Regions from separate parts of the Mus musculus genome. Here region 1 is linked to region 2. The links are chromatin loops, found by intact Hi-C in ENCODE. Cell type or tissue: gastrocnemius. All regions are shown on one strand. Each heading gives the region's core, and the rest is flanking DNA. Links, peaks and the distances in the headings are about the cores only.

Region 1 (15,924 bases), core at 7,608-10,107, 180 kb before region 2:
CTTCTACCTTAAGTTGAACTCATTATAAAAAAATACGTTTTGAAACACTGTATGGCAATATATTTACAGTTTATATAGAAATTTTCAGTAATCAAAATACATCTCTAGCAAAATTTAGAATGTTAAATTTTTATAAAATAAGCAAGACCAATAGAAAAGGAGACTTCAGTACCATTTCAGACTTAAGACAGACAGGTTCTCCTATCTCCTGGCATCTCTTGGGAAGGAGAGTTTCCTGGGTCAGAGCCCTCTTCCCAGCAAGCAATTTCACCTTTCTGATTTGGGTTTTTTATAAAATGCTGATTCCAAACACATTCTCCAGGATGGAAATGACAGTACTGGCCAATCAACAGAGGCAACACGGTGGGTCAGGGTCCAGGGAGCAAGGCACTGCCTGAAAACCTTCCTGGGGCACTGTCACAGGCATCAGGCTGTTGCCTGCTGCTACTGCAGCCCAGCGCCTCAGCCTCTCTCTGCCAGTGTTGTCCTGGCAGCTAAACAGCCTGGGGCAAAAACAGTCCAAATTGCCCTGCATGGGAGAACGGAGACCAGAAAGGCCTTGAAGATCACCCTAATCCCCATAATGAGGTCAGGCTAGCAACAGTCTGTGTCTACATCCATCTTCAGGAGGCTTCCTTTTATTCTTGTGGCTTGTTAAAGAGGAAGGAAGGAAGGAAGGAGTCATCAACTTTGGCCAAAACAAAAAGCTTCTGCCCGGGTGGCTTTGTCAGGAGCTCTGGGCTCACAGCAGCCCTGTGACCAGCTTCCAACAGAGGTACTTGCATGTGCTCTCCCAGCCGACAGGTGTCAGATAACAAAGGACGATTTGTGTCTGAAGTCACCCTGCAAAGGCAGCAAAAAGAATCAGTTCAGGGGGCTTTGTTGGGTGGTGGTTGACATACATTGGTCAAATCACATGTAAGCTAATCTTGTCCCCTAAAAATGAAACCAGGAGCAAAACTGAGAGATGAATTACATCCTTGCTCTGCAGCAGTAACCTCTATTAGCACTCATGAGCTGGTGAGGAAGGAGTTACCATGAGGGCCAAGAAGGTCAGGGAGTACACTTAATCCCCAAACCCTGAGAGCCACAGAGTTTCCAAGCAGTAGTAGTTTTCCTGGTAGATACAGAGCACTAGGGTTTCTGCTCTTACCTCCTCACTCGTCCGGATGTAGTTAACACCGTCATGCTTCCCTGGGCTCTTATAGCTGTGAACACAAGAGGACAGCTCAGTAGTGCAGCTACACTGCTAATACAAGTCTGAACCTCAGACGAGACAGGCGTACCTTTCTCCATCTTGTTTACTGCTGATGAAGCAGCCTCGTCTGTACGCACAGCAGATGCCCATCGTAATCACAGCAAGAACAATAAGGACAACAAGGACTCCCCCAATAATCCCAGCAATGTTCAAATCATCTGTAGAAAAAGTTCGTAGACAGAGATGGTGTGGTCCATCAAAGGACCTTGGCCCCGTTAGCTTACCTTTCCAACCCCTCTGCTGACCCATTTACCCCTCTGTCTACTCCTGCCCACTCTAGCCAGAAGAGGAAACTGACCCATTAACATCTCTCTGGGTAAGAAAATACAAGCTACCATAGCCCCTGATATCATAGAACAAAAGCAGTTACACTCAAAGCCACTGAGAGATGCTTACCAGTGTATAAAAGGCTTTAAAGTCTTGTAAATATTATTTATGGAGAAATGGCTATATTTCTATATAGCATCAAGAGCCAGGAGCCCTAAGTAAAGTAACCTTCCTAATTTATACAGCCAGCCTTGCTGGAGATGACTTGAGCAAAAGAAAGCTTCAAATCTTAACCATAAATACCGTTAAATGCAAACTTGACCTTCTACTTCAGCTGCTGCCTGTCCTTGGCCCTCATATAACCCCCTGCACTCTTCCAGGCAGAGGCTCTAATGGTTTTCTCCCTCTCTGCACACCTTCCTACAGCAGTGAATTACCCTACAGTAATTCTCCAAACTGGACTGCTGACATGCATTAGAATGCGACATGGACACAGACACTGTGGCAAGTTCCAGTGGCCCCTGCATGATGTAGGCAACAGTCCTCCAACAGGCTAGGGAAACACTGCTCTGGAGTGACCACAACTGAGAATGAAGGAAGGAACCCAGTGGCTTAGCTCACCCTATCCACTTCCTCCCAACACCTCCCCAAGAGCCCACTACCTGATGACATCACAGGAGAAAAGAATGAGGCTTTGAGTTCCCTGCAAAAATAGCTGCTAGATTCCCGTCAGGGCTCCCTACGCGAATGTTTTTGATGCTTCAATCATTTACCAAAAAAATGTGTTACACCTGGTGCAAGTTCTATGCCAACATGTTCCCGATACCCAAGCCCCCAGGAAGCTGCTTTGCGGATCTTCTCATTTAGACCTCATGCTCTTTTATACTCCCAACAGGCTCCCCGAGGATCTGATGAGTCCCCTGTCAGCTGCAGAACTAACATTCAACTTAAATGTTCTATTCACTCTTGTCTTCAGTGTAATCTTTTCAAGTGACTCACAGACTTCCATGTCCTGCCCCTCACACCTGGCTGCACCTGCGTCATTGGAAGCAATGCAGTAGTACTGCCCAGAGTCGTCCTTGTGGACAGCATTGAAAACCTGTTTTAGAAATGACAAAGTGTTACTTCACTCAACAGGACAAACTGAGTGACAGACATCAAGGGTGACACCACACAGACGCCCCACTGAAGCCACAAAGCAGTCCGCTCACCAGCAGCTCTACTGTCCTCACCATTTCCCTCCTGCATCAGAGCTTCACAAGGAACTCCCTTCGGGATGCAGAGAGAGCAAAGCTGGGCAAAGCTAGGCTGCAAGCAGCCCACTTCACTGTCCCTCTGAAGTTCAAGGGATCCTAGCAGCTCTCCTTAGACAAATACCAATACCCTAGAATGAGTCACGATTCACCCAATCACTCCCTGAAGTTGGGTATTTCACAAACCAGGACGCCACCCTCCCTGCTGAGTGCCTCAAAGCCAGCATGTCCTTTGCAGATGGCCAAGCCATGCTGTTGCATTTTCTTCTCGCTCCCATGTGACCTCCTACCTCCCAGTGGGTTAGCCTTTTTTCTTTTTCTTTTTTTTTTAATTGTTTTTTGTTGTTGTTGTTTTGAGACAGAGTTTCTCTGTATAGCCTTGGCTGACCTGAAACTCACTCTGTAGACCAAGATGGCCTCAAACTCACAGAAATCCGCCTGCCTCCTGAGTGCTGGGACTAAAGGCACGTGATGCCAACCACCACCAGGCACCAGGAGTTATTCTGAAGCAAATTCAAGACATATTTAATCCATATCTCTTTATGATAAGGACTTAAGAACTATAATCACAATTCTGTTGATAATGGCTTAATATCAAACACCTGCCCAGTAAGCACATTTCCTTCACGTGGTGCATATGTTCCGTTGATTATTCAAACTAGGATTCTAATAACATGAACCCACTTGTTTACCTGCCCCCTGTTCTCATGCAGATGTACAGGTTTCCATTTTGTTTTACCCTTAACACTTGTTTATATGAAAGCCGAAGCCACCTTTCCTGTAGTGTTTCTGATGTTCTAGATTTTGCCTCTGCCTTGAAAAGGAGCCTCCCTGGCTCTCCTTCCAGGCATCCTAGGTTCCAACAAACGCATCTGCTTCCTCACCTTGGAAGGGCTCTTACCAGAGTGCCTGTCTCCGAGTTCACATGGAAAGAGGAATTCTGGAACCTGGGATTGGCTCTGGAATCTGTAGGCAGTGGCACATCATTGCGGTACCAGCTGTAGTGAGGCCGGGGATAGCCCTCGCTCTCTTGGCACTGCAGTGTTGCCGTCTTGCCTACAGGTACAGCGGCTGGAATTCTGCAGACAGGGGTCACTGGCTTCACTGCAGGCAAAATACGGGTTGGTGTTTAAAATCTCAGCACAAGCCCATCATACCAAAACCTAGCGTAATAAAGCAGCTCCGAAGGCCACAGCCCATCCACTGCCTGCACCCTGCTCACTCTGAGTTCATTCCAGCCCGTGTGTCCAATCTCACAGTCTCCAGTTCTTCCACCTTCAGGAGTAAGCTGAAAAGGAGGCTGCAAAGGCAGATCCCTGAGGCCGGTAAGGAACACAGCAGATGCGTGTTCTCATCATCCCAGCCCAACTCTAGACAGCCTCAGTGGCCCCCCTTCCAAACTGCAGATAGCCCCAGGAACACAGCCCTGGAGGAATGAATCGAAATATGAGCTAGTCTCTTATTCTAGAGCTAAGGGCTGACTCATAGGGCTGGCCAGTAGAGATGCTACACATTAATGGGGCCTACCTTGCACAATTAACTCAATGGTAATCTCATCAACTTCTTTTCGGTCATTTAGAGCAACGACCTCACAGCGATAGATGGCTGAATCCGATCGTGTCACATTCCAGATCCTCAGGGAAGTTTTTCCAAACACATCTGTGCGACCTGCCAGGTCTCCTATAAAAAAGAAGACACAAGATCCTAGACACTGGAAGACTGTGGGGCTGGACTTGATGGCAGAGCAAGAAGACTGCAGTACAGTGCTGTTTGTCCTGTCCCTCCCTGTATGAAAGACGTGATCTTCATGGGGACCAGGCCACTGACTTCTTCCCATGTGCAACCTGAGCATCAGAACTAGTATCTGGTAGTTAAGATAAAGCCAGGAACCTTATTTCTCCTTATTATTCCCAGGAGGAGAAAATTAATTCAAGGAAAAGTTAAGAAAGGAAAACCAAATAAATATTTACAAAACAAAGTCTACAAAGGATGTTGTGGCTATCCACATGAAAAAGAAGAAAGCTGACCCCTGGCTGCCTCCCTAGTCAACAAATACCCACTAGAGTTGAACAAGAGCTGGGCATTTATTTGCAACACTATAAGTTTATAGGAATGGAGTTTGAGGTTAGCCTAGGCAACACAGTTAACTGGAGGCCAGCCTGGGCAATATTAGCAAAAGTTTTTAGATTTGTTTCCTTTATATGGATGAGTGTTTTGCCTGCATGTATGTCTGTACAGCAGATATATGCCTGATGTCTGTGGAATCAAACCCAGGTCCTCTGCAAGAGCAGCCAGTGCCCTATCCACTGAGCCATCTCAGAAGGCATAATCTTCATGACCGTGGCTTCGGTGATGGTTCCTTAGATACGACAACAAAGACACAAGCACAAAAACTGGGGGTTATACTACATTCCATCAAGTCAACAGCGGCTCTGCTTTAAAGGAAGTAAGCAGCCGAGAAAGCAATCTACACCGTCTGTACCAGGGGTACGGACGACTCTGCAAGCCACGTCAGAAAAAGGACTTGCCTCTGCAATGTATGACTCTACAACTCAGTGGAAATGCACCTAACAGTTGATCAGGTTTCTCCCAAGACACTGCCCACTTTGCACATGGAGAGATGAAACTCCACTTGGATACCTTATACCCTCTAAGACTATTAAAATAAAGGTCAAATGATCACAAGTGTGTGTGTGACTATGGTGGAAGCACCGAAGCGTGAGTGTAAATGGAGAAGCCAGGGCTGGGCACATGGCTTGCTCAGTGATTAAGTCAATTACTGCTTTTAGAGGATCCAGGTTTGGTTCCCAGCAACCTATGTGGGTTCACAACCATACATAACTCCAATTCCATGGGAGCCAATGCCCTCTTCTGACCTCTGCACACTCAGCATGCAGATACAGTGCACAGACATATGCAGGCAAAAGACACAAAATTTAAAAAAAAATATATATATATATAAATATATATATATGGTGACGCTCCTTTGGAAAGCCGTCTCAAAAACTCACCATGTAGCCACCATGTGGCCCAGTAGTTGTGTACTTGGTCTTCACACAGAGATGAGTGCAGAATACTGATGACAGCCAGTGTAAACTCAGCATCTGAACATCACCTGATGCGTGCTCAAAGCAGCATGGCGCCCACACAGTGACCAGGGACCCCGCCACAGAAGGGAACAACTAAGCCCTGTGCTAAGTGAAAGAAGCCTTACATGACGTCTCCCGAAAACGCAAAGCCTAAGAGGTGTGTAGGTAAGGGCTGCTAAGAGGGGAGGGGAGGGCCCTGACTCTGCATGGCATGGGCTACGGGAACGTTCTGTGATTGACAGGGTGGTCCATTTCTATGTGAGTATAAAAGCCAACTTTTACACTTCAAGAGGGACAGGAGTAACAAGTGTGACAGGGGTAACAAGAGGAGTAACAGGAGATGTCTTGGGCACAGTACCAGTCCCGCCTCCACCCTCCTGCTTCTCTGGTTCATGTCCTTTATGGTAACCATTCCTATGGCTAAGAGTAATACCTCTGATGTCTACAAAGAGAAAGTTGTAATTGTTAGTGATGTGAGTGATAATTCAGGGCCTCATACGTACCAGATCAGTGGTCTATCACTCTGCCCACCCCATCCAAACCCACCCCCAGCACTAGGGAAATGAGAGTTTTCTTAAAGATGTATTTTTACTGTTTGTTATTATATGAGTTGAGTGCGGGTGTGAGCCCAGCTCCTGCAGCCTATGGAGGAGCTGGAGTTACAGGCTGCTAGAGTGGGTACGAGGAACTGAGCTCAGTCCTCTGCAAGAGGACACTCTTAACTCCATCATCCCTCTAGCCTCAGCCTCCCCTCCAAAAAATCATTAGGTTTTTATAGTTTTAATAAGTGAGTCTTTTTTAAAAGACTTCCTTATTTATAGTCTTGGTATGGAGCGTTTTATCTACACAGCACACGCATGCGTTCATGGCCTGTGAAGGCCAGGGGGTGTCAGATTCCCTGCAGCTGGGAGCTCTAGAGGGTGCTACCACTGAGCTACACATACAGCCCTTGCAAGTTGTTGGGGTTTGACCTTGTTTTACCCCCTCAATCCTAGGAACTGAATTCAGAGTTTCATGAATGCTAGCTAGGTAAGCACTGTACCACCGAGCTACAGCTGAAGCCAACAAACTATTTTTAAGAGCAACAACTCCTGGAACCTGTAGAACTCAGATCACAATACCCACGACTTCACTAAAACTGAACGTACCTGCACAGGACCTCCTCTTTCGCCTTCCCTTGCTGCCAGATGGAAAGTAACATCCGACTCCGCCTGCCATCCCTCAGCACAGCTGGTCCTCCTTGCAATTCTCCCCTTGCATTTCCAGTGGCGCTACCTCAGCTCAGCCATTGTGAGCAACCCCTCCCACCAGACTCTGCAAAGGCAATGTGATCTGGCCCTGCTCGGAGCTGTGATCACCTCCAGTCTCTGTTGCTTCTCCTAGCACCTCTGATGGGTAGTGTCTGCTGTCCAGACACCCCGTGCACTTCCCGTCTTCCTCATCGCCCTCTCAGCCAGGTTCTGGTGACAGCTCTTCTCAGAAGCTGAGCTCTCACATATGTGTCCATATGTAGCATTCTTTCCTGCCATTACATCTCTCACCATGCAGCGCTTGCTATCTTGTAGACTGCCTGAGCACTCTGCAGCCTACGTCCTGACGCCTGGCTCTCAGTCCCCTCCTCGTCCTCCTCGCCATCCTATGGTAGCTTATGTTACTACTGCCCCCAGATACTGTCCTGCTTCAGGTCAGAGTAGGGAGGCCCCAGGCCTGACCCTGGACACAGTGGAGCTCAATCCTGTGTGATACTGCTGTGATAATCCCTTTGGGCACCCCTCACAGTATGTCTGTCGTAGGCCAGAACAACATGGCTAAAGAAATGGTTTGCTGTGATTTCTCAAGCAATATGTACAGAGATCCAAGTCCTTACTAAGGAGCTGGGATTTGTTGAAGTTGCATTGTAGAGGTACAGGCAGGCTCAAAATATCAATACTAAAATTGAAATTTTCTCCAACAATAAACTCAGAAAGTCAGAGCAGTCCTAGCCACAGGAACAGGCTAGCAGTCTGGGGAAATGTTACTGTAAATAAATTCCACAACCTGCAGACAAAATAGGAATAGTGCAGAGGACAGTGGGCTCATACCTTGAATCTTGTTGTCAAAATACACATATGTGGTTTGGCCATCTTGGATTTTCTTCCATTCAATCCTAGGGTCACTTGTCTGTGAGTCCGTAATGATGCAAGACAATTCCACACCTGGAGAGCAATGAGAGAAAGATAAGCTTAAACTTATAAGCTTAAACTTTCCAAGATGAGTTTCTGCCAGAAAAACCAATGAAAACATTAGTAAGGATTTCACTACAGAGAGCACACCTTCCCTTAGACACCTGCATCTATTATATGAGCTTTCTTTGTTGTATAGATACAAGGATAGGCAGGAAACAGATGACAGCCAATGTAACCTGCAGAGTGTGTTGCTAGTCTACCCAACACAACAGCCATCCTGAACATTCTTGGCTAGTCCATACAGGGAAGTAGGGGCTGGAGGGCCGGCTCAGTGGCTAAGAGCACTGACTGCTCTTGCAGCTAGCAGTTCAATTTCCAGCACACAACTATCTATACTCCATCTCCTAGAGACCTGGGGCCCTCTTCTGACCTCTGCAGTATCCTCCTGTGTACATAGGCTCACAGTCACAAATAAATATTTTTTAGATGATAATAGACAGGGTGTGGTGGTGCACACTTTTAATCCCAGCACTTGGAAGGCAGAGACAGACAGACAGACCTCTGTGAGTTCCAGGCCAGCCTTGTCTCTATAGTGAATTCCATGTCAGCCAGAGCTACACAGTGAGATCCTATCTCAAACAAACAAATATATAAATATATCAATACAATAAACACAATAGAACAGGTGCTGGGTTGGCTGCAGAGCTACCTAGTGTCCACTAGGGGGCCCCATCCCTCTCCATGTTTCCTGTACTTACTTTCAAATTCATGTACCACTGGGTTTCGGTTGCTGGATTTGAGATTCACTGCCTCTATCATGCAGCCTAAAGGGAAAAAAAAAAAAAAAAAAAGTAAAATCAGACAGCCCCATAACAGCAAGAAACTCTGGGTGGAGGCCACAACTTTTCCTTCCATGTAAACGTGGATGTCCATCACAAAACACAGGGTAAACAATAGTTGATATTTCCTTTGTTTCTCATATTCTAGAAGAACTTAAGGGAAGAGCTTTGAAAGTAAAAAAAAACACCCATTATTAATACTCATGGCAGCAAAGAACAGCACTAACTAAGACCCAGCAAGCTTTGAACAGAGTGACTGTTGTGTGTATCCTAATGGGCCCCGGTGTAGCCTCTCTGCTACAGCTACCCTGGGTAGGCTTCACAGGCATGTTGTTTGAGACAGGGTCTCTCACGGTCTGGAATCCCGGATTAGGATTGAATGTCTGGCCAGTGACCCTCAATGATCTACCGGCACTGGATGACTGATGTGTGCCACCATACCTGCCATCTGACACAACTCTAGAGACCTAACTAAGGTCTTCAATGCTTTCAAGGCAAGCGTCCTATTGACCAAATTATCTCTCTAGCCTATATTTTATTTTTAAATGGCACTTAGTGTCTTAGGTTGGGTTTCTATTGCTGATAATGCACCATGACTAAAAGCAACTTGGGAAGAAAGGATTGATATTATCTTACAACTCTTCACACTCCATCACTGAGGGAAGTCAAGGCAGGAACCTCAGGCAGGACCAGAAGCAGAAGCCATGGAAGAATGATATTTACCGGCTTCTTCCTCATGGCTTCCTCAGCCTGCTTCCTCAGGACCACCTGGCACCACCCACAATAGGCTGGGCCCTCCCACATCAATCATTAATCAAGAAAACACGCCCCCACACTTGCCACTGCAATCTAACGCAGACGTCCCTGTGAGTTGTTGGTCATAAAGGCCTCAGAGGCTCTAAAACCAGGACAGGCCACTGCCACTGCTCTTGGTTGTCCACTAACCTGACGTAAGTCCAAATTGATAAAGATACTATTGGCTTTAGATGCAGGATATCGAGAAATCAACTCAAACTGACCAGGAAACTAGCTTACACTGTTGCCAGAAGGTGCTGTGTAGGCTGCTAAAGAGAGAAGACATCAATGGCCTGACCCAGTGCTGGACACTGCATGCTACAATATTGACCTGCTGGCAATGCATGGCCACTGGTGCAATAGTGGTGTGACTGTTAGCGAGCAACCCTAATCCACGGGAAGTATTTCATGTCTGGTACTAGGAAGTTGGTCAAAAGCTTCTGGCTTGGGGATCCTCTAGCTGTTGCTTTGCTGTCAAACTGCTTTCTGAAGATTGATGGTTTTGTGCACAGACCTGCGCTTCTCTCCACCTTGGACAGGGAAGCTTCCTTTCCAAGTGCACAGTTAGCCCAGACTCATAACTGCTCCGAGGTATAATGAATGAACCGTGCTCAGCTATGCAAGCATCATCCATTGCAACTTCCCACCAGCCAGAGCTCAGGGAACTTTGCAAAACAAGACGGAAAGAACACAACAAACGGGATGGAGAGGAGAGATGTGAAATGCTCACTTCTGGACGTGCCGTAGCTGTTGCATTCATCGACTCACGGCGTTCGTGGTTGCTATTGTGCCGGTAACCAGCACAAGATCAAGCCAGTCAACAAATGCCTATGTGGCTGAGCGAGGGCCTAAGGAAGGCCCCACTTCTTTCAGAGGAAGTAATGGCAACTGAAGTCTTCTAAGCGAAAAAGAGTCAAACTTTCTATGCAGATGCTGATCGGTTGCTCATATTACACTGGATGTCCACACAGTCACTCATGTGCATATGAAGAGCACTAATGTAACTAGTTATTAACAACAACAACAACAACAGGGAAGACAAGAAGCTGCAAAGGAGAGTGTAGGAGGGGATGGGGTATTGGGAGGAGGTGGAGACGCAATCAAAACATTATATAAATGCATGGAGTTTTCAAAAATAAAATATTTTTAAAATAATAAATAAAAAGAAAGAAGCGAGGGGCTAGGAGTGGTGGCGCAAGCCTGTGACTCAGTTTGAGGCCAGACTATGATACATAGTAAGTTCAGGGCCATTTAGGGCTACTAAGTGAGACCTTGTCTCGAAAGCAAGAGTTAGGAGGAGATAATAAACACCTGGAAACCCCTTATCTGTGATCTGGCTACTTACTTCCCAAAGGCTAAAATGGTCCCCACACAAGGACATCCTACAATGCACCACCACAGGTTATTTGTAGCACAATGAGAGCAAGCAGAGAAAAGTTGACATCCGCATATCTCATCAAAGCAAACGAAGGGTCAGAGTTCCTCAGGTCATTTCCAAGTGTTCATATCCGCTGGTTAAGAAGCTAGCTCCAAGAATTACCAGCACCCCACCCTTCTGGATCTTATACCCATAAGGCAAATTTGTGCTTTCCCTGGGAAAGCAACAGTAGTCAGGATAAGGAATGTCACATGAAAATCCACCAGTTAAAGAGTGTAAGATGTCACATATGAGCAGCCAGTCAGGAGTGTGCAGAGCAGACCAGAAATGTGACCTAAACTTACAGACAGCATGATTTTGACAGGCACCAACTACAAACTACAAAGGTTTGCTTCTTGTAGATCAGCTGACTATTCTGCTAAAGGAATTATCCTACCTGCAAAGTGATGCTTATGGTAGAGAAAAGACCCAGCAAAGCCTGTACCCCTCAGTACTTTGACAGGCGATGGAGCAGGGCAAGGAGGCACACCGTGCTGCTGGGATTCTAATGAACTGCACCTCTGAGCATCACTGGGACTAACAACATTCTCAGCACTGACTCAGCCTCCCATATTCTCCAAGTAAAGACTACTGCATGCACTTCCCAGGCAGGGGACAGAGCCTACTGGCAACAAGCACAGGCAAGAATCGAGCCCAGGAGTTTGGACTTATCATTCCTACTTCATGATTTATTTTATTAATTTTCTTATAGAAAACAATGCTAAAAATCTACCCAGAAATAAAAGAGACAGCAACAGATCCACATAATGGAGATTTTATACTAAAAGAAAGACATGAATCAGACCCTGAAGTCTAAATTGATAGCCCATTGTTCTACAAAAGTCCCTTTTCAGACAAGTTTGCAAGGGAAGTGGCTTTAAAAAGGACTTGATGTGATGTGCAGTTGGCACAGTCCTCAGCAACCCAACAGCTCTCCCTCCCGCTCACGACATGGAACTGAGCTAAGGGGGAGGGCAGGGACCAGGCAAGGATGATAAGGCACAAGAGGAAGCGCTGTCGCTCTGACGTTCACGTGGCCTTCCTCGTGGCCAGCACCCAGAGCTGCTGTGTTCTCCACTTCCCCTTCCCTTTCCTTACCGGGAACAATTGAGGCACCTGTGAAAAGAACTGCAGTTTCCTCCTCAGTGTTGAGAGACCTAGAGACTGCCAGGGTCTGGGGCCAGGATGGCAGGCAAGCAATACGCCAATCCTTCACTTGCTTAAAATACCATTTCCCTAAGCCAGACTCAGAAAGGGATGTTTATGAATTGCTGGGGGGTGGACAGGGAGGTGGGCAGAGGCAGAAGGAGGGACAAGTGTGAGCCAAATCTACTGGCGTGCACAGATGAAAACACCACAGTGAAGCCACCATGCTAACTAACTAAGTGAAGGCAAGGACCACTGTCCAAGCCCTCACGCTCACGCGTGGAATGACTTGCCAAACATGCCTGGAGGTTTTAACACGAGGTGTTACCCAGGAAGCCTTGAGCAGCAACTCGTTCAGTGGAGCCAGGCCCCCATCTGTAGTTACACTCAGAAACAGTCTGTTGCCCAGCCTGGGACACTCATGCCTCCTCCTACCACCCCAGAGTGACTGGCTATAAAATGCTTCTACAGCCTCAAGCCAGACCAGCCAATAACATAAAATACTGCGGCAAGCCCAGACTTAAGCCATGACAGGTGCGGAACTGGAATGGCATGAGCTTCAGCCCTCACTCTTGTTAGCGCTGCAGTCCGCTCCTCTGCAGTCTGCTCGCTCGCTCTGGTTGAATGTTCTAAGGGTGTCACACACTCAAGAGAACTCAGTTCTAAGGGTGACTGCTCAGCATCTCGGTGCAAACTATGCATCTTCCTTCATTTTCTCTTCTTACTTTGAAATTAAAGCCATGCAAACCAGAGACTGGATCTACTGACTCAGGACTAAACCACTACAATAATGGGAGAAGGGGGCTCTATCTCTAACAGTGGCTCTATTTACCTACAGGGCCAGCAGCAAGAGGAGATCAGTAGGCTTAGTTTTTCATGGAAAATTACTTAACTGCACTTTATACCAATTACTATAAACCAGGATAAAATTTTTCTTTTAAAATTATTTCAGTCTACAATATGTTGTTGCTAAAACCTAGTTTATGTGTGACTGGCTCTCAGAGAATTTATATTTAGCTTTCTGGCACTCTGTTCACTTTGTCTCCTGCTCAAAAGAAAACTTTCCCCTCACCAGGACTCAAGCCGAGAATATCACGTCAGCACAGAGCACTGTGGGACTGTGCTGGCCCACTGGGGCTCACATCTAAATATAAAACAGCAACACGGGTTTATCCATGGACATTAACTGCGTGTTTACTGTTCAGAACAGAACACTTGCCCGTGCTTGTTCAGTGAAAGCCACCTTACAGAAAAGTATTTCCCTATAAAGCAGCATTTCAACAATGTCACAGCATATTAGCCAACTTTCCAGGAATTTAAGGGCAAGAATTGAGGGAGAGTGAACACCGAATGCGATTGTCCAGAACCTTCTACACATACCGCAGAACGTAAATCATTCAAAGCAGGTTCTGACCGACCACGGCACAGCTGGAGGAAGTCCTGCTTAGACTACGAATGTGATCAAGGCCAAACTAAATGGCAATACAATCTAACAGAGCCTTAGAAATGAAGTATAAGTCTACCTAGTAATACACGTGAGAGGACAGGATGAATAGAAGTCTTAGGCTAGCTTGGGATACAGAACAAAACCCTGTCTTTCTTTAAAATATTAAAAAAAAAAAAGGGGGGGGGTTGTGGTGGCGCACGCCTTTAATCCTAGCACTTGGGAGGCAGAGGCAGGCGGATTTCTGAGTTCAAGGCCAGCCTGGTCTACAGAGTAAGTTCCAGGAAACCCCCCCCCCAAAAAAAAAAAAAAAAAGCTGGGTGGTGTCACACACCTTTAATTCCAGCATTCAGGAGAGAGGCAGGTAGAGCTCTGTGAGTTCAAGGCCAGCCTGGTAAACACAGCAAGTTCCAGAACAACCAGAGAAACCTTATTATCTTGAAGAAGGAAAGGGGAAAAAGGAAAAAACACACACACACAAGGATCAGCCAAACAAGATAGAATTAAAAATAAATCTGGCTTGAATGGCTAATTTTATGTGTCAATGTGGAGGGTGCTTTTACAAAGCATTACTATTTAAACTGTGGAACTCTGGGTTCTCTGGTATCATTAGATCTTATCCTAAAATTGGCTGCAGATCTAAATAGACTGAAGAGCGCCCTCCCCATGTAGGAGGAAGTTCTTCAGCAAAATGTCTTTGGGCCTGGTGACATCACTGTCTGTCCAGGGTCACCAGGCTCCGGGGATGCACTGTACACTGCTAACATTTCAGCTTTCATAACCTCAACACAATTCCTTAGCATACCTCTTCTCTGGAGACCTGCTTCTCTGAAGGATGCTGACGTGCTAATGCTGTGCCTGTGGTACTTCTTAAAAGGATATCCTATGTTCACATACACTGTACACATGTGCAGAAGAGTTCTTTGAGGGACTCTCAGAGCACAGAGCCAGAGCCACGGCTCACCACATCCCATAAATCAGACGAGATGCTGTTTCTATTTGATTCTACTGTCTCCTAACTCAAGACACCAAAGATTTACTTTTTAAAAGATACTTTTATTTTTAACTATGTGTATATTTTGAGGTAGAAGGTGCACAGGATGCCTTCTGAGTCCAAAGAGAGCATCAGATCCCCTACAGCTAGAGTTAACAGTGACTTTGAGCCACCTGATATGGGTGCTGCCTGTCAAACTCAGGTCCTCTATAGGAGCAGTATGCATTCCTGATTGCTGAGCCCTCTCTCCAGCTCCACCAAAGATTTCTTAAGCACAAATATGATTAATATCAAAATAGTAAAACTGTCTAATAATGCCTGAGACAAAGGTGAGTAAAGAAATAGCCGCCCCGGAAAAAGTGACCACGCACACACACACACACACACACACACACACTCCTCTCCTTTCTCTAAGATGTTGCTTTGTACACTTGAAAGAGGTCTGGGATTTGTAAAGGGGAGGAGCTCTGTGTGCACTCACTCTATGAGGAAAGACCACGAGAAGAAAAGGGGTACCCGCATTACACACACTCTTAAGTACTTAACCAATGGGATGTGGCCTCTGCACTCCATCAGCACCAAACACTCTTCCAGGAAGAATGGAGGAAGAACAAAATACCAAGTAGGCCTGAGGACAGGGTCGGAAGGCAGAAAGGCAGAAGGGGAAACAGGAAGAGAAAGACTCCCCCAGAGTACTAGCCTACCTCTTTTTGTAATTGGTTGTTGGCCTCCATCCTTTTTAATCATTCAAAAAGTTTATACAACAACAAATGAGCTGGGCAGCATCCCTGCAAGAGTCCAGCTTTAGCTGAAACCAGTATAGATCTGTAATATGCTTAGGAGAGAGAGGGTAGTCAGCATGTTCGTAAGCCCAGCATCATCGGCTGCTAATAGCAGACTAATTGAAAGCTCAGAGAGACATCTTTTCCATGAGACTCATCTTGGAGGTACTGAGGCATGACAATGGTGATGACTAAATATACAGCACGTGTCAATGTATATTCTTACTCTGTAGAGCATCTCACCTGCAAATACATCACCCCTAACACTAACCTGACTGGAAGCCTTGCCTGGTGCGACTCTGTGAGCCGGTCCTGTAAACACTACTTGCATGTCATTACAAATTCTGGTATCAGAATTCCAAGACAAGAATATGTGCTCTTATGTGCTACAAAGAATCTACTCAATTTAATTCAAATGGAATATATTCAATTCGATTCAAGTATATACCAAGTTATATTTGCATTCCAACTGTAT
Region 2 (15,924 bases), core at 4,988-7,487:
CCACTTCCCATTTCTGTTTGACTTTCAGATATTGTGTATACAATTAATTGAGTCAACTTCACAGAAGAAATATGGCTGCGGGGTGGTTTGGGAATGCTTTCAAGGTTTTCTATACAAATGATAGGGTAGCGGCGATGACACATGGATGTTAGAACCCCATGTCTCTTCTCCATGAGAGCTCTTGATTGCTTTGGTTTGTAAAGGGCTGATGAATGGCAAGAAACCTCATTCTCATTCTAAGCACTTATAACTGGTAGGGTGTGAGAGCTTCCATTAGGCTATCTGATGCTCCTCAGCTTTCAAGGATGGGTTGCAAAGTTCTGTGTGAATGAGGCGTGAGAATGGATTCCCCAGAGACAAATTGAATGACACCCAAGGATATCCCAAGGTCAGAGATCTTCATTTTTTATGTGGGAGTCAAGGCTTAGGGGTGTTCCTAGGAGAGTGGTTCTCAACTTTCCTAATGCTGTTACTTTTTGATATAGTTCCTCATATTTTGGTGAATCTCAACCATAAAATGTTGCTGCTTCATAACTGATTTTACTAGTGCTATGAATCATAATGCAAATGTCTGATATGCAGGATACCGGATATGTGACCCCCAAAGGGTCTTGCCCCACAGGCTAAGAGCCATTGTCCTAGGGCCTATACAACATTGAGAATGTTCTTCAAAGACACGAGGACTAGTGGGACCCAAGAATTTCCTTACTGCTATCCAGACAAATTAAGAGGGAAAATTGGAAACAAGACATAAATGGAGAATTCTTTCACAGACTGGAAGTTATCTCAGACTTTTTCAAGATCTTCCTTGTAGGTACAGAAGGCTGCATTCACCTGCACACCATTCCCTCAGCCCAAGCACTCACAAACAGGGTAATGTTAAAAAATAAAGTCTTTTCTTTAATCAGCTTCAGCAACTTCAATAAGATGACCCACCATTTAGAACTCTACAATGGACTCCCTTTACTTTGTGACAATTGGTACCCCACAGGCAAAGGAAGCTAACTTTGTTTTGAGAGTTTTCTGAAGCTGCTTAGCCAGAGGACTAACTGCTTGACAAATGTCTCCAATGTCTCCACTGTTGGGAGAGATGGCCCAGTGTTTAAGAGGGCTTACTGAATTGCAGAAGAAGGAGTTCAGTTCTCAGCATCTACGTGGTAGCTCACAATCTCCTATATATATATAGAGTGCCAATGGGTTTGATGCCCTCTTCTGGACTCTATAAACTCATGTAGGCACACACACACACACACACACACACACACACACACACACACACAAACACACACAAACACACACACATTTTAAAAATTGAAAAAAATGCCATTCTCTGTGGTGTCTGTGAATATGTTGATTGGCTTGGAAATTAATTTTGGAGAAGGTCATTAAGGACATTTAGATACTGAGAGCGTGTATGACAAGGAAGGCCTTAATAATCTCCGAGAGATTTTCAATGTATGATATTCCTTATTTCTGTGGTTATGGACTCAAAGGAGGGCACTGCATGTGCATGTGGTAAGAGTAACAAACTGACCACAGGGCACGAGCAATTTACAGGCAACATCCCCGGCAGTACTGAGCACATTCGGCTGTCCCTCAATGCTTGAGTTCCATGTCTGTGCTGGGTGGGAGTGGGCTGCTGGTTGTTGACCCACGTTGGCATCTGTAAGCTTGGCTACTGATCTCCAACTATTTGAGGTCTTTTTCAAGGATCTCTTAATCTTGGAACTGACAATGTTTCTGCCTGGTGCAGAAGTGGCTGGGCATAAGTCCAACATGCACAAAGAGATGAGCAGGCAAGATACATTCCAAGAAGAGGAAGACCAGAGTCTACCACATCTTGCAGGAAAGCTTCTGCTTGGAGGTCAGCACAGTACGCTGGGTTCATTCTACCCATGACCCAACAAATAGCTCCTGAGTGTGAGACTAGGAGGGTAGCCAGACAGCAGACTAGGATGTATGTGTCCATCACTTGGGTAGTGGATGCTTCCTGGCCCCAAAGTGCTTCTTCTTCTAGTTAACCACCCGTGTATGTGTGCTCTCTGGATATCTAATGTAGGTAGACATGAGGGTGCTCATGGTAAATATTGAACTATATATTTGTCTACATGTGGATAGCCTGTAATCGAGGTCCAGAGCTGTTGCTACACATATTCATCCATCTGTTGGTGCACATCTTGGGTAAGTGTGAGTGCCCATGTATATGTGCAAACGTGCACAGTGTTGGGGCAGGCCTCTTTGCTGGGCTTCGCCTTGGGCTGTTTGCTTCTCAGAGACAGAATTTGGATTTGTCCTCTCTGTTCCAGGTCGATGGCATTGATGTGGGAGGAGTGAAGAATCAATTGTAATTTGGTTGGAGGGCCTGGCGCCAGAGTGTGTAAAGAGTAATTAGTGGGAGAGGAGCTGATGCAAAGGACTGGGGCCACTACTTTTGATGGGGGCTGCTGGCCCCTGGACAGGCGGGGCATGGATGTAGGGGAAGAAGCTTGTTGCATGAAGTCCAAGGGCTCCTTCTCTTAGTATATGACATCCACCCTGCCCCTTTCCTTTACTAGGCTCAGAACAAAGCTCAGAGAGAATTCCCCCTTGGAGTGAGTGCTGGGGACTGAAGGCCAAGATTTTTGCCTCTTTTACCATTCTGCTTTACAGTGTGCTAATGAGAGCTTTCTGACACACATTCTATGTCTCGCTCTCATGAACCCCTTACCTAAGACTCAATGTGTGTCATTCATTCACGGCTTCTGCCTTTTGATATGTTTTCACTTTTGCTGTCTTCTTTGGACCTTACACCATAAATAGGAGATGAAAAGACAAGAACCACACTTCATCTATACCTAGGACACAAGGGACAAGCATGCAAGATTCTTAGCAGCCATGGGTTCAAGTCCAGCTCTAAACTCTAAACTGTAACAGGCACCCTCATGCCAGTGATTCTCAAATAAGTTGCAGAGCTTGTGTTTCCTAGGGTCTTCATTTATCTGGAAGAATGATGATGAAACAGGAAGTAATCTGGGTGGCTTTAAAAGGATGAGTCCTGCTAGCTAGTATTATGGCAGTTCTGCATCAAGCTGCTATAAATCTGAGTCACAGGGAGGTGTGCAGAGAGCAGAGTTTGAGTTCCAAATATCCCTGACCAAGTTCTAACTCAAATGTCCTGGGGTTTCTCTTCAGAGACTGGGGTACTTTCCTATGTTCTGGCTATCTTCATGTAGGTGGTTCATAAACCATGTTTGGAGACACAGCATCAAGGAGTGGAAGGGGAGATGATCATGAAGCAGGAGTGCAAGCTGCAGGCAAAGGTTGCTAAGAAGGAAGGGTACATGGTGATGTATTCTGTATGTATCCTATATGTGGGGGGAAGAAAAGGATTCTCAGAAGAAAAAGCCTGTCTAAGCTATGAATGAAGAGGGAAGGACAGCATGACAATTCTGAAGCCTAGGCTGGTCTGAAGGTTAATGGAAAGTTCTCCTGCCCATTATTTCTGGCCTCCTTTGGTTTTCTGGAGGCTCCTTAAGACTCCATTCCTTTGAGTCTTGTGTCTTCCTTAAGATGTAGGGGGTCCTGACTATTGGAGAGCAGTGTGAGAGGAGCTGTAACAGGAGCAAGCGCCACGTCGTATGGTTGGTGCCTTCACTGCTCTGCTAATGCTGACAGATTCACAGGCATCACCACTAAATGCCTGAGATGGCTTTGCCAGCTTGAGAAGTGCAAGAAAAGAACTCTGTGCTAATGGATTCATCATCAGGGAGGGGAGGGAAGAGGAGGGGCAGCCTGGGGAAGGGGAAGGTTGCCAGGGATTTTGAAGAGTAAAGCCTGTGAGGGGATATAAGAAGTGGGGGGGGGGCAGTGTAGCATCCACCCTCCTTGTCCTGTGTCCCAGCCACCTTATGATGAGAGGTGTGTCATCTAAGGAGATGGAGTTTGCCCTTGTGTACAGCATATGTGGTTGTCTTCTGAGAATTAGGCAACCTCCTTCAGGAACCTGTAGGTCACACTGGAATGAATGAGCTTTGGAACCAAGAACAGAGTCCAGAGCTTCCATTTCTTTCATGAAATTAGCAAAATTATTCCTGGGCTCCATGCCCTGATCTTCGGAGCATTAGAGACACCTCCTCCAGTTCTTTGAAGCCTCTTGACTATCCTTCTGAGAGCTGTCCTGGGACATTGTGTTCTAAGTAATAGTGTTGGAAAGTATGGTGACTGGGCATGCATAGGTAAAAGGAGACCATTGAGGTAATGATTATAATTAGGAGGGGGATTTTAAGGTGACTTGAAAATTCTCTTTTTAATAAAAAAAAAGTTTGCCCTCTTGGCAGGTAATGGGTTAACTAAAGAGGCAGGAGCTGCACAGGATTCATGAGCCCCCTTTGTCCTATCCTCTACCTACTTCTCTCTTCTTGGTGTGATGTGCCTGTCACAGATGGTCCTCATCTTCATCTGGTTTCCTGCATTCTGTGTGGTTCTCACTATTTATGCAGTTACTCATCCATGAGCCAGGCTGGGATGCATAACAACCTATCTTCACATTTGTAGAATGCTTTGCAGTCTTCAAAGAACTTCTATACCCATGATGTCATTCAGTGCACATGGCATGCCATCAAGGAGTTAAAGCAGTGTCATCTTTAAGAACACGGATTCTGTCAGTGGCTGTGTGGGCTCATCTCTGACCACGTGTCTGATTACGGACAGGTGCTTTCATGCAAAGTAGGGAGAATAATAGGTCATTTCTCTTAGTACCATAGGGATTCAAAGACTCATTTTTTTTGTGTGTGAAGTATTTATGAATAGCCTACCATGTGGAAACCTCAACTCCAGCAAGTGCTATTACTGTGACTAATTGGGTCTTTAAAGGGGAAACTGAGGCTCAGATGAGGAAGGTGATTTTCCTGGATCACAGAGGTTAGCAACGTTCGTGTGAGAAGCCAGGTCTCATGGCTTACATCCCTGAAATGTAAAATGCTGTGTCACCAAATTATCCAGTGTGCTTTGCACAGACTGTTTCCCTTGTGGTCCGGGAGTGGATGGTGATAGAAATCTGAGGTGTTGCCACCCCTATGGAGAGCTCAGGCATGACTCTGGTACTTGTGACTCACAACAGCCGTGGGAGGTATATGCTTTTGTGGCTTGTTTAGAAGCCTCCCTAATCAAAGGGGCTGGATTGGTTCTGACTGTACACACCCTGGATCTGCAGTAAGGGATTCAGACTCTACTTATGAGGAAATGCCAGGGGCTCTCCTGTCTCTGATGTAGAGGTCCTGGCCACTGTGCTGAGGAACCTGGAAGTACTAGGAGACAGGACACATAGAAGACTGTCCCTTTCTGCCCTTTCCCTCTTTCCTCAGACCAGGAGTCTTTCTGTTTGTACATCTTTCTCATGTCTCATTACGATGCTGCACAAAACAGGAGGGTCTCTTCTCTCTCAATTTCTCCAGGGTGTGAGGGCATGGGAATTTACAGATACAGCACCAAATGTGTGAGAGTACACACCTGTGTGTGCACATGGAGAGCAGTGCATGCCTCTACAGCAATTCTATGTATTCCTATGGTTCTCTCTGAGGCCGTATATATGTGTGAAAGTGTGTGGGCGAGCAGGTCTGTATGTGGCAGTGCGGCACCTGTCTGTGTGGGTGTTGTGATCGTGTGTGTGTGTGTGTGTGTGTGTGTGTGTGTGTGTTCCTGGAGTGTGTGGGCTGGGGTTTATGTTGGTAGAGGCTAACAATTGTGGTCTGTGCTGTGCTGATGGTGTGACCATGAGAGTGTTAGCTTGCTTGGTTTCATCTTATGTAGCATCACCTGCTGAAGTGTGTCCATGCCCCACCCCCATCCTTAAGCTTTCACACACCTACGTTGCCCACACCCACTGACACATACATGACTGTCTAGCATCATAGCACAGCACTCAAAAGTGTTCATGAAGAGTTAACATGTGTGCACATGTGTCCAGTTCCAACTGCTCACACAGAAGTGGCTCTCCTGATCCCTTTTTCTGGGCTGGTTTGGTTTTGGGTTTGTTTGTTAGTTTGCGTCCTCTCTCTTCCTCCTGGGAGTGGTCATCCTTGTCTTGAATGCCTGGCAAATTCATTTTCGGAGCTTGGCCCTGGCACAGTAAAGAGGGTTTTTCCCCTCTGGGCATGACCAAGTTTCCTTCTAGAAATGTAATTTGTCCTCATTAATCCCACTCCTGGTTCTAAGAGGCTCCTAATGGCGCCACCTACTGGTGGCTGTTCCCTAGACTCTGTAGCTAGGGAACATGGGTACCCTCTACACTATAATTAAGATGAAGTACAGGTAGGCCATCCTAGATGTTGTGTACTATGCGACCATGAAAAAGCTGTATCCTTGGGAAAAGGCACGAATGGCAAGAGTGTTCTAGGGACACCCATGCTGGGAATTCTGCTGCGGCTGACCACAGACAACCCACATGCTGTGGTTCAGTGTGTGTTAAGCTTATGCTTCCAGAAGGAGTGTCACACCTGCCCACAGAGCAGAGTGGGTGGGCTTTGTAGTTATGCACATGCGGTGATTGGAGGGATTCTGGGTACCAATCTATGTGCAGAATGTCCTGCACCAATACATGGTGCACCAATGCATTTGCTCTGTCACACTTACCTATGTATGTCCTCTGCACTAGTGTTTGTGTGGCTGTTGCTTTGTATGTTGATGTGGAGACATGGGTTTGGGTTGTATTAATATCATATAATAAGAGCTTGGCATTTCTGTTTATGCCAAACCTTTCATGCTAGAACACAAGCCCCTAGAGTGCCACCATTTTCTCCTGCAGTCTAGACTTCTTGTTTCCCTGCCTTTATCATTGATTCCTCTTCTCTCCCTCTTCCCTTCGTGCTCTTTTAAAAATGTCCATCTCTTATGTAGTGGGGGTTTCAACTATGTACAGAGGTTTCCTAACTGCTGTCATCTCTGGGTCCAAGGACAGTTGAACTAGGCCCTGATGTCTTGCCTGTCTGTCAGTAACGGATTGTCTGCTTGGACGATGGATGAGATGCCCCACCACAAAACCCACCATGGGTTTTGTAGAACTCGTTCTACAAAAAGCCTCCAGAAGTGACAGCAGCCTCGGGCAGAGAGAGGCCCCTTCTCCCCACGGTAACGGTGCAACCCGCTTCCCTAGTGTTGGAATGTCTCAGAGTCTGCTTGATGCCCCTCGATTAACCTTGGGAAGTTGCCAGGCAAGCAGTGCTCGTGGCAGCCTGCCCCTCTGTCCTTTTAACTTCACATTCCTCCTTCTATGAGCTCATTGTGCTAGGTTTCCCATGAAACTCTCTTTTCAGAGCCTCAAATGGCCTCCCCTCAATCTCCTACTAGGCAGCTGTGCCCACACAAGTCTACAGGCTTTCCCTTTTATAACTTGATTTCCTAGAAAGGGATAGAGTTTCTCTGTCTGTCTCTGTCTTCATCTCTCTCTCTCTCTCTCTCTCTCTCTCTCTCTCTCTCTCTCTCAATCTCTCTCTCTCTCCTCCCTCCCTCCCTCCCTCCCTCCCTTCCACCCACCCTCCCTCCCTCCCTCCCTCCCTCCCTCTGTATATACAGGCATCTACCTTCTGATCCCTCAGGAATCAGGGCTCTGGATAAAATTCTTTCCTTTTTCCAAATATACTGCACCACTATTTATTTTTCCCTTCACCCCAGTCCCAGGAATATGCCTCATACACACCAGTGTGTCTATAGCTAGGCTTTCATGGGTCCAGCAAACTGTCTCCTATGCGATGAGTCTGCACTCTCCTGTTGTCCCTTATTCCTAATTACCCAGAATAGATATTGCCTGTAGGCAAGCTTTGGGATTTAGCACTATCCTCTGACTTTCAACAGGAGCTGCAACAGTTACATTCCATGGAGCACTGGAGCCCACGCTATGTCCCCTTTCCAAAGAATCTGATAGACCTTGGGAACATAGCAGTCCTTGAACTCTGAAATTGGACTGGCTTTCTGTTAATGGCTGAATTTGCACTGTGTTTCTGAGAAGCCCTATTGCTATTAACTGCAAGTTGTGTGAGGAGAGGGACCACGTGGAGGCATGGTACACCACAGGTGCTCCGTGTTTTCTTGGTGTGCAAGCTGCTGACTGGGCATTGCAAGTTCCAATTTGATGGTGACTGAATGATTGGTCACTGACAGAATTCTCAGCGTGACTTTGGGAGGCTAAAAGTCTTATTTAAGGATATATACTTGATGGGTGAGGCAGGGATGAGACTCAGGGTAGACAAATCTGAGGCCAGCAATCTCTCCCTAGACCTCATTTGCCTTGTGTCCAAGCACCATGGAAACTTGTTGCTGTGGTATGTTTTGTCCTGGATGTTTGCCAAGATTAAATCGGGCTCTGTCTCTAGGTTTCACTGACTCTGCAGCCCAGTAAGGGAAGGACAGAGCGGGAGAGAAGGAAGGGACTGAAAAGAGGGGAAGCACAACAGGAGAGAGAGAGAGAGAGAGAGAGAGAGAGAGAGAGAGAGAGAGAGAGAGAGAGAGAGAGAAGGAGCAGGCAGGAGGACACTGAGGGAAGGGTTGGCAAAAAGGCACGGGGTGGGGGGAGCAGGGGGAAGAGGGGCTGCTGCTTCCCTCTGCCCTCTGACTCCTGTCTGGTGCCCAGCCCCTCCCTTCCTGTCTCCAGCACCTGGTAGAGCTCTGCTCATGCCAAGGCTCTGGGGAGGGGAGGCAATGATATAAAGATGCATTGCATCTACTGGCACTCCCACACAAGGCCCTTTTGTGTGGAGTTGAGAGCTAAGCGTGGAGGGGTCCGGGAATGAGAGGTCTGGGGTCGAATGGGTGCCAAAAATAGACCCCTGCAAACTCTCCAGCTGTGGCTTCAGGGCCTTTTCTCCCCCTCCCCCCAACCCCCAGCTCATCCATCTGTGGGTCCACAGCAGAATCACAGACTCCTCCTCACACCATTGCAGGGGCCTCTTTGACTCCCAGCCTCTGTGCCTTTGGTTTCATTGGAACCAAAAGTGACGCTGTCTTCTGTGTCCCTGCAGAGGACCAGATCTTATTTGTCATCTCTATTAACCTCTACTTGTCCATATTCTTCTCATTTGCCTATTCTTTGATCTCACCCTCCCCAGCTGGCCAGGTTCATCATTGCCTCAACACATGCTCTATTCTTTACATGGAGGCTTCTTTGTGTTATAACTGGCTAGACAGGTCAATGTGTTATTATCTCTACAGATTCACTTGCCATGAACACTTACTGACTGTCCACTCTGAGGTGGACAGTAAGGATGCTCACCATATAAGCTCTTGCCCTCTGCAGGCCATAGACCCCACAGCTCACTCCCTGGTAGACTTTTCTTCCTCTTTCTCTCTTTACTGAAGACTGAGCTCAGACCTCAGCCACCTGTACTGCCATGTTCTTGGAGCTCTATGGCTGTTTGAACTTGAGCACTGTTGTGTGGATGTGGCTTGTTTTTGAAAGGATCATGTGTTGAAGCCTGGCTACTACTGGGCAGTGTTGAGAGCTGGCGGAACCTTTAAGGTAACACACACGTGAGAGGAGCCAGATTACTGCATGAGCTGACCTTGGAAAGGACAAAGGTAATTCTTGTAGGACCCTGGGCTCTCATGGTAGGGAATTGTGACAGGGATCCCAAACTTTGACTTGCTCCCTGGCCTCATGTCTTGCAATGTGACCTTTCACTTCTACTATGACACTATCTAGATCTTCACCAAAAAAAGGCACTGGGATTTTAGATTTATATCTCTAAATCGGAGCTAAACAAACCTCATTTTTAAACAAATGTATTATTATTATGTTTATTTATGTGGATGTGTGTGTGCAAGCCATGTGTATGCCTGTGCCAGAAGACAATTTGAAGAGTGTCAGATTCTCTGGAGCTGGAGTTACAGGTGTCTGTGAGCCATCTGACATAGGTGCTCCAGTTTGGTCTCTAGAAGAGCAATAAGAGCTGTTAACTACAGAACCATGTCTCTGGCCCCCAAACCTCTCATAGCAGGTGAGCTTGAACCGGGGGGGGGGGGGGGTAAAAGTGCTTGCCAACAAGCTGATGACCCGAGTTCAAGTGCCAGACTCCATGGTGGTGGGAGAGAATTGATTCTTGAAGATTGTCCACTATTCTTTACACATATGTGGTGGCCTGTGTGCTCATACTCACACACACCGCACTATGCGCTCTACCCAATAATGATAATGAATAATATAAAGCAAAACCATTACCCACATTTGAATATTCTGTTATAGGAACCAAAATGGACCAGTCCACTATCTTTCTTGTGGTGTTGCGTTGAGAGATACACGTAAGAATTGTTCACATGGTCAGACTCTAGTGTCTGAATGCCAAATGGTTTGCCATTGCTGTGTCCTCCTTATTGTCTAGCACAGTGCTGATTGGAGATTAGTGTTCAGGGTCTACTTGGCCACTGGGAAGATATTTCTGCTCATGCGTCCTTAGCCCAAGTCCTTGTTCTCTCTATTGCTGGCACTAACCATGACCTGATGACTTTGTTTGCTTTTCTAATCCTGGGCATCTAGAAACTTTTTGTTGGTTTCATGGTACCAAATGCATGCAAGTCCATGACCCAATGCACTACTGGGGAAACTTGTTTGTTATGTTTGAATCCCTCTTCTTGTAATCCTTTAGGGGGAAAACTCCAGATCCTGTTTGCTTCCTGTATAGTATCACAGGAGAATGGGATTGGGTTACTGGGGATGCTATGGAGGAGGAACTGCCTGTAACGATGCTCATGTCCTCTCCTTCTACTGTCCCTCCTATGGTTGGAAGAATGATGACTTAAATGAAAGGGGGTAATCCAAACCCACAACATGTTATAGCCACAGCGTGAGCATTCCAGTAGACGCCATATTTTTAGCTGTCTTTTAGACTTCTACATATTATGGTGTAGAAATAGCCCACCTGTGCCAGCAACTTACCACAGAATCCTTTAGCCTTGAGCAGGCACAGAACACCTAGGTGTACAGACTCATCCCTGGGGGCCAAGAATTCTTGAACATACTTCCCATACTGTAGCCTTTGGCAAAATAAGAAATTATTGAGGTGTGATGGTGACATATTTCGGGGGACAGTTCACAGAGAAGGCTATCACCCAGATCCTGAGTTCTGTGGAACAAACATCATGCAGAGCAGCAAGCCTCCTTTTTGTGTTCCTGAATGAAGCCAGAAAAATATGGCATGTGTCTTCCTTGAGGGTGTTTGAAGCTGGCTTGTAACACTGAGAAAGAAGAAGAGAAGCATTATAATGGTTGAGGATGCTAGAAACCCAAGTTATAGATGCCTGATTTCTGATTTCTTCCTCCCCTTCCCTTCCCTCCCCTCTCCTCCCCTCCTCCTCCTCCTCCTCCTCCTCCTCCTTCACCTCCTCCTCCTCCTTCACCTCCTCCTCCTCCTTCTCCTCCTCCTCCTCCTCCTCCTCCTCTTCCTCCTCCTCCTTCTTCTTCTTCTTCTTTCTCTCTCTCTCTCTCTCTCTCTCTCTCTCTCTCTCTCTCTCTCTCTCTCTCTCCCTTTTCTCTTTTGGACAGGCAAGAAATGGACCTGGCTAATCTAAAGTTCCAGGAATTGCTTTTTACTACACTGCTACAAACACATGTTTAAGAACTGTGACTTTAGGTTCACCATACAAGAACTATTTGTACACCTGGTTATACCTGTTGTGCACATGTGAGGTGTGTGACAGTGTTCTATGCAACTGTGATGTGTGCAACACTCACCAACTCTGTCCAAGGTAGAACAGTGAAGCAGCAATGAAATGGATGGGCTTCTGGCAGACCCTCCTCTTGGGCTTTGGGCTCATCTGCTTGGCACAACTCAGAGTAGTCGCTTGATGGTCAGGACAGGCAAGTTTTACGTAGACCACCTAACTACTCTGTGACCTTGAGGGCTGAGTGCAGTTGAGGAGCACAACTCTGGGTATCCAGGGAGACTTGAGTCATAATCAAGCTTGAGAATATAGAGAAATATAGAGAAAAGTTGTCAAGAAGACAAAACCTTGTATTTGAAGAGGCAAAGATGGACCGGTAGAATGACAACTCTGGTCCGTAGAAGGAACTGACCAGAAGCTACAGTGCAAGAGACAAGTGGATAGTGGAAGAGAAGGAAGCCAAAAAAGGCACATGTAGTGTTGTTCTGTTTGCATTTTAGTGAAATGGGCATGCCTTATAAGCTGAGGGTTTGAGAAGCTTGCAGAACTTTTCTTCAACCACCTGCACCAAATACCTTAAGATTAGATATTAGAAGACCAATTTATTTTATGTTGAGTTCCTCCTCCTCCCTCCCTCCCCTCCTCTCCCTCTCCCTTCTCTTCTCTCACTTCCTTTCCCTCCTCTCTTCTTCTTCCCTCCCACTCCTTGACTCCCCCCACCCCTTTTCTTTTCTTCCCGAGACAGACAAGGTGTCACTATATAGCCCTGGTCGGCTTCCTACCGACAGAAATCTACCTGTCTTTGCCTCCCAAATGCTAGAATTACAGGCATGCTCCACCAGGCTTTGGTACCAAGTCTTCTAAAACATTCTCTCTGTTGTATTTCGAAAAAACAAGGAAGCACCATTGTCTTCTCAAACTGGCTAGGATTTTGCAAGTGTCAAGGGTAAGTCCCTGGGACTAAGAAACATTGTAGCAGTTTGAATTAAAATGAGAACATTCTTAGACCCAGATATTGTATGCCAAACTCCTTTGTGATGGTTAATTTTAGGCATCAGCTCTAGTGGACAAAAGCAGTGGTTCTCAACCTTCTGAACACTGCACCCCTTCACAATAGTTCCTCATGCTGTGGTGGCCCCCAACCATAAAATTATTTCATTGCAACTTCACAATTAATGTAGCTACTGTTATGAATCGAAATGTAGATGTCTGATATGTAGGCTATCTGATATGCAACCCCCAAAGTGGTCATGGCCCACAGGTTGAGAACTGTTGGTCTAAAGGGGACTTAGAGAGCAGGTAAAGTGTCTGGGAGGGTATTTCCCAAAGGAATTAGGACTGGGGCTGTAGGCTGAGTGTTTGCCTGCACCACTGCGAATGGGCATTGCATAACCTGCTAAGAGCAAGACCGAAGAACAAGGGTGAGTTGCCTTTTTCTCGAGCTGGATTCCCTCCTGCCCTTCAGCAGAGGAATCTGAGGCTCCCTGGGCTTCAGAGTCCATAACTCACACCTGCTTTTAGAGTCATGCTGAATCACGCCACCAGCCTCTCTGGTTCTTCAGCTTTTAGACAGCATATTGTTAGACTTCTCAGCTTCCATAATTGCATGAGACAATTTCCATAATATAATTTTTCCAAGAGTTCTTTTTTTTTCTAGAGTTCATTTTTTTTTTTCTGCTTTTATTTTGAAAACTGTTTTCACAGCAAATTGTACCATTCCCAAAATGGCTGCAATGCTACCTCCATTCCACAAGCTCATCTCAGAGTGTGGAGCAGAGATTATTTCACGGAGAGGCAAGGATCTACATGGTTTCCTTTTCAGCTGGATAGGTAGGTCACACCTGTGGACATGAAGCTGTGTTATCCAGGACAGGGGGATATAAAGGGTATTTTTACTTGGTTCTGTTGGGACATGGGCCCTTGAAACCCAGCCACCAAGCTGTGAGGAAGCCCAGGCTAGTCAATAGAGAAGTCAGTATGATGAGACAGGAAACTTTACCGACAAGCCTGGCTAACAACCAGCTTAGAGCAAGGTGTGTGAGCCATCTTGAAAGCAGACTGTCCATGCATCTTGGAACTGATGTTTGGTATTCCCACCAAGCACTGCTCACATAAATGACTCTTGTTATTTTAAGACACTGTATCATTTTGGACTTTTTTTAAAAAATATGGCAAGATAATTAGAACAATTTTCAAACTGTATAAACACCAAACACTTTCAAACTTATTTTGAATAAATTCCTTTGGTTTACAGCCTCTCTTCTTCCTTGTAAGGAGATGCTCCAGCCATCATCCTACCCCAAATCCTACCAAGAGCCCTGAAGAGGGTAAACACAAGCTGCTGTTTGCAGTTTGATTGCTCAGTGGGTGTAAGAGAAACCTTGGTTGCCAGTGGCTACCTTTTCTATGTGTCCTCTGAGGGCTTCTGGGCATGTAAGAGTAAGTAGCGAGTGGTTTGGTTTTCTTTTCTTGGAATAACTGATAAGAGCAGAATTACGTGTTTCCAAAAGTGAAGCTTCTGATGAAACTAAAAGATGACAGATATTCTGACACCCAATGTGTATAGTGTCAGATACCTATATTCATTAGGGGTATCCACAATGAACCAGGAACACCAATTCAAGGGGGTTGGTTTGTGTTCCTCTTTCTTACGCCTCTTGGAAGGGGCCCATGTGGCCTCTGAGTATTCAGCTCTATGTCTCTGCTAGGGATGGAGGGGTTGCCATTTGTTCTGAGTCAAATGCTCAGCCATATGTTAAGAGGAAAAGATCTGACTGGCCTCATTCCTCTCTGCCAGTTGCTACAACACGTGTCTCTTGAGCTGATCTGAAATGAACCGGCACATGTTGTATGATAATGGTCATGATGCTAATTTTTTCCCTCTTCAATTCAATTTCCTTCCCTTTTCTCTCTGTCTTCACTCTTGTGTCCCTGTATTTCCAGTTGAATCTCCAGATGAAATACATTCTTTTTAGTTTCCTTTGAACATCTCTCTAGTTCAGTTTATTCTTTTAAGTTCTGATCTGATATACGGTTTTAACTTCCTAGCAGAAACTACCATCCTCCTGAAGACAAGATGGGTGGCCAAGCAAGGATAGCAGGGATGGACTGTGGGAACTGCTTTATCTTTTCCTCAACTTCTGGGAAGAAACTGTCTCAAAGTAGATGCTCCATAGATGTTAAATAGATGCGTCTCTTCTACCTCAAGGATTGAAGGACCTGGGGCTAGACTATGGACTCAATATTGCCTATATCCCAGCCTCAGAAGACAAAGAACACCATTCCACAGGTGTCAAATGCTGCTATGAGCATATAAAAGGGGATGAATCCTGGAGTCATGCAGTTGTATTAACCATTTTTTTTGTTTGTTTGTTTTTGTTGATTTGTTTTGTTTGTTTGTTTTGTTATCATGAAATATTCAAGGAGGTAGACTCATGAAGAAAAGAAAGATTTACTTAGCACACAATTCTGCATGCTCACGGCTGTGGTACCTGCTCTGGTTTATTTCTGTTCAAAGCCCCAAGACAGATGGAAGATGGCAATAGCTTTAGCATGTGCTGGCAAGCGGCTGGATTTCAAGCCAGGTAGCAGGTAGAGAGGAGGAGGGGCCAGCCTTTCTCCCTTCTTAACAGCACCCCACCCTCCGCTTTGTTTTCTCTTCTCTTTTATGAGAGTAGGGTCTCTTGTAGCTCAGGGTGACCTTCAGTTTTGTGTGTAGCTGAGGATGATCTTGTACTTCTGACCTTCCAAATGCTGGGACAATTACCTAGGCCACCAAGTCCAGCTCTGCTCATGACAGCCTTCTTATGAGAACTACCAGGGAGATCCCAGGAGAATTACCTAGCAGTGGCATGGCTTCCAGTGACTTAAGGACTTCTCAGTAGAACTCATGTTTTTTTTTTTTTGTTTGTTTGTTTGTTTGTTTGTGTGTGTGTGTGTGTGTTTAAAATGTATATGAACACAGTGTTGCTGACACACCAGAAGAAGGCATTTGATCCAATTATGGATGGTTGTGAGCCACTATGTGGTTGTTGGGAATTGAACTCATGACCTCTGGAAGAGCAGCCAGTGCTCTTAACCCTGCCCCCCCCCCCATCTCTCCAGCCCCAAACTCACGTCTTTATATTAAACTATATCTATATGTGTTTGTGTGTGTGTATGTGTGTGTGCACATGAGTGCAGTGCCTGTAAAGGGGTGTTAGATCCTTTAAAGCTGTAGTTACAGATCATGGACAATTACCTTAGGATGTTGAAAACCAAACTCTGCAAGAGTTGTGCACGTTCTTAATTGCCAAGTGT

What was found. Hi-C counts contacts between places; a loop is a spot of excess contacts. Peaks named below come from ENCODE experiments on the same cell type or tissue, not always from the same donor. Only the 100,000 strongest peaks of a DNase experiment are listed, where the experiment ranks them.
Region 1: it touches region 2 in a loop (4-fold over the local background); 8 of 42 quality-filtered maps call a loop at or near these places.

What each region holds. Positions count from the first base shown.
Region 1 is chr9:27,097,559-27,113,482 of GRCm38, forward strand. It overlaps Jam3 (junction adhesion molecule 3), which reads right to left. Exons shown (of 9, transcript NM_023277.4): 2 at 8,791-8,856; 3 at 7,949-8,062; 4 at 4,306-4,458; 5 at 3,680-3,882; 6 at 2,525-2,624; 7 at 1,287-1,416; 8 at 1,154-1,208; 9 at 1-843. The coding sequence ends at 808. Among named protein-coding and RNA genes, the nearest start is that of Jam3, 50 kb to the right of the region's middle. In gastrocnemius, for the core only: a CTCF peak has its summit at 8,742 (motif pointing right); a DNase peak (open chromatin) is centred at 8,760; H3K27ac peaks cover 1,220 bases.
Region 2 is chr9:27,281,421-27,297,344 of GRCm38, forward strand. No RefSeq gene overlaps it. Among named protein-coding and RNA genes, the nearest start is that of Igsf9b, 9.7 kb to the right of the region's middle. In gastrocnemius, for the core only: a CTCF peak has its summit at 6,229 (motif pointing left); DNase peaks (open chromatin) are centred at 6,207 and 7,188.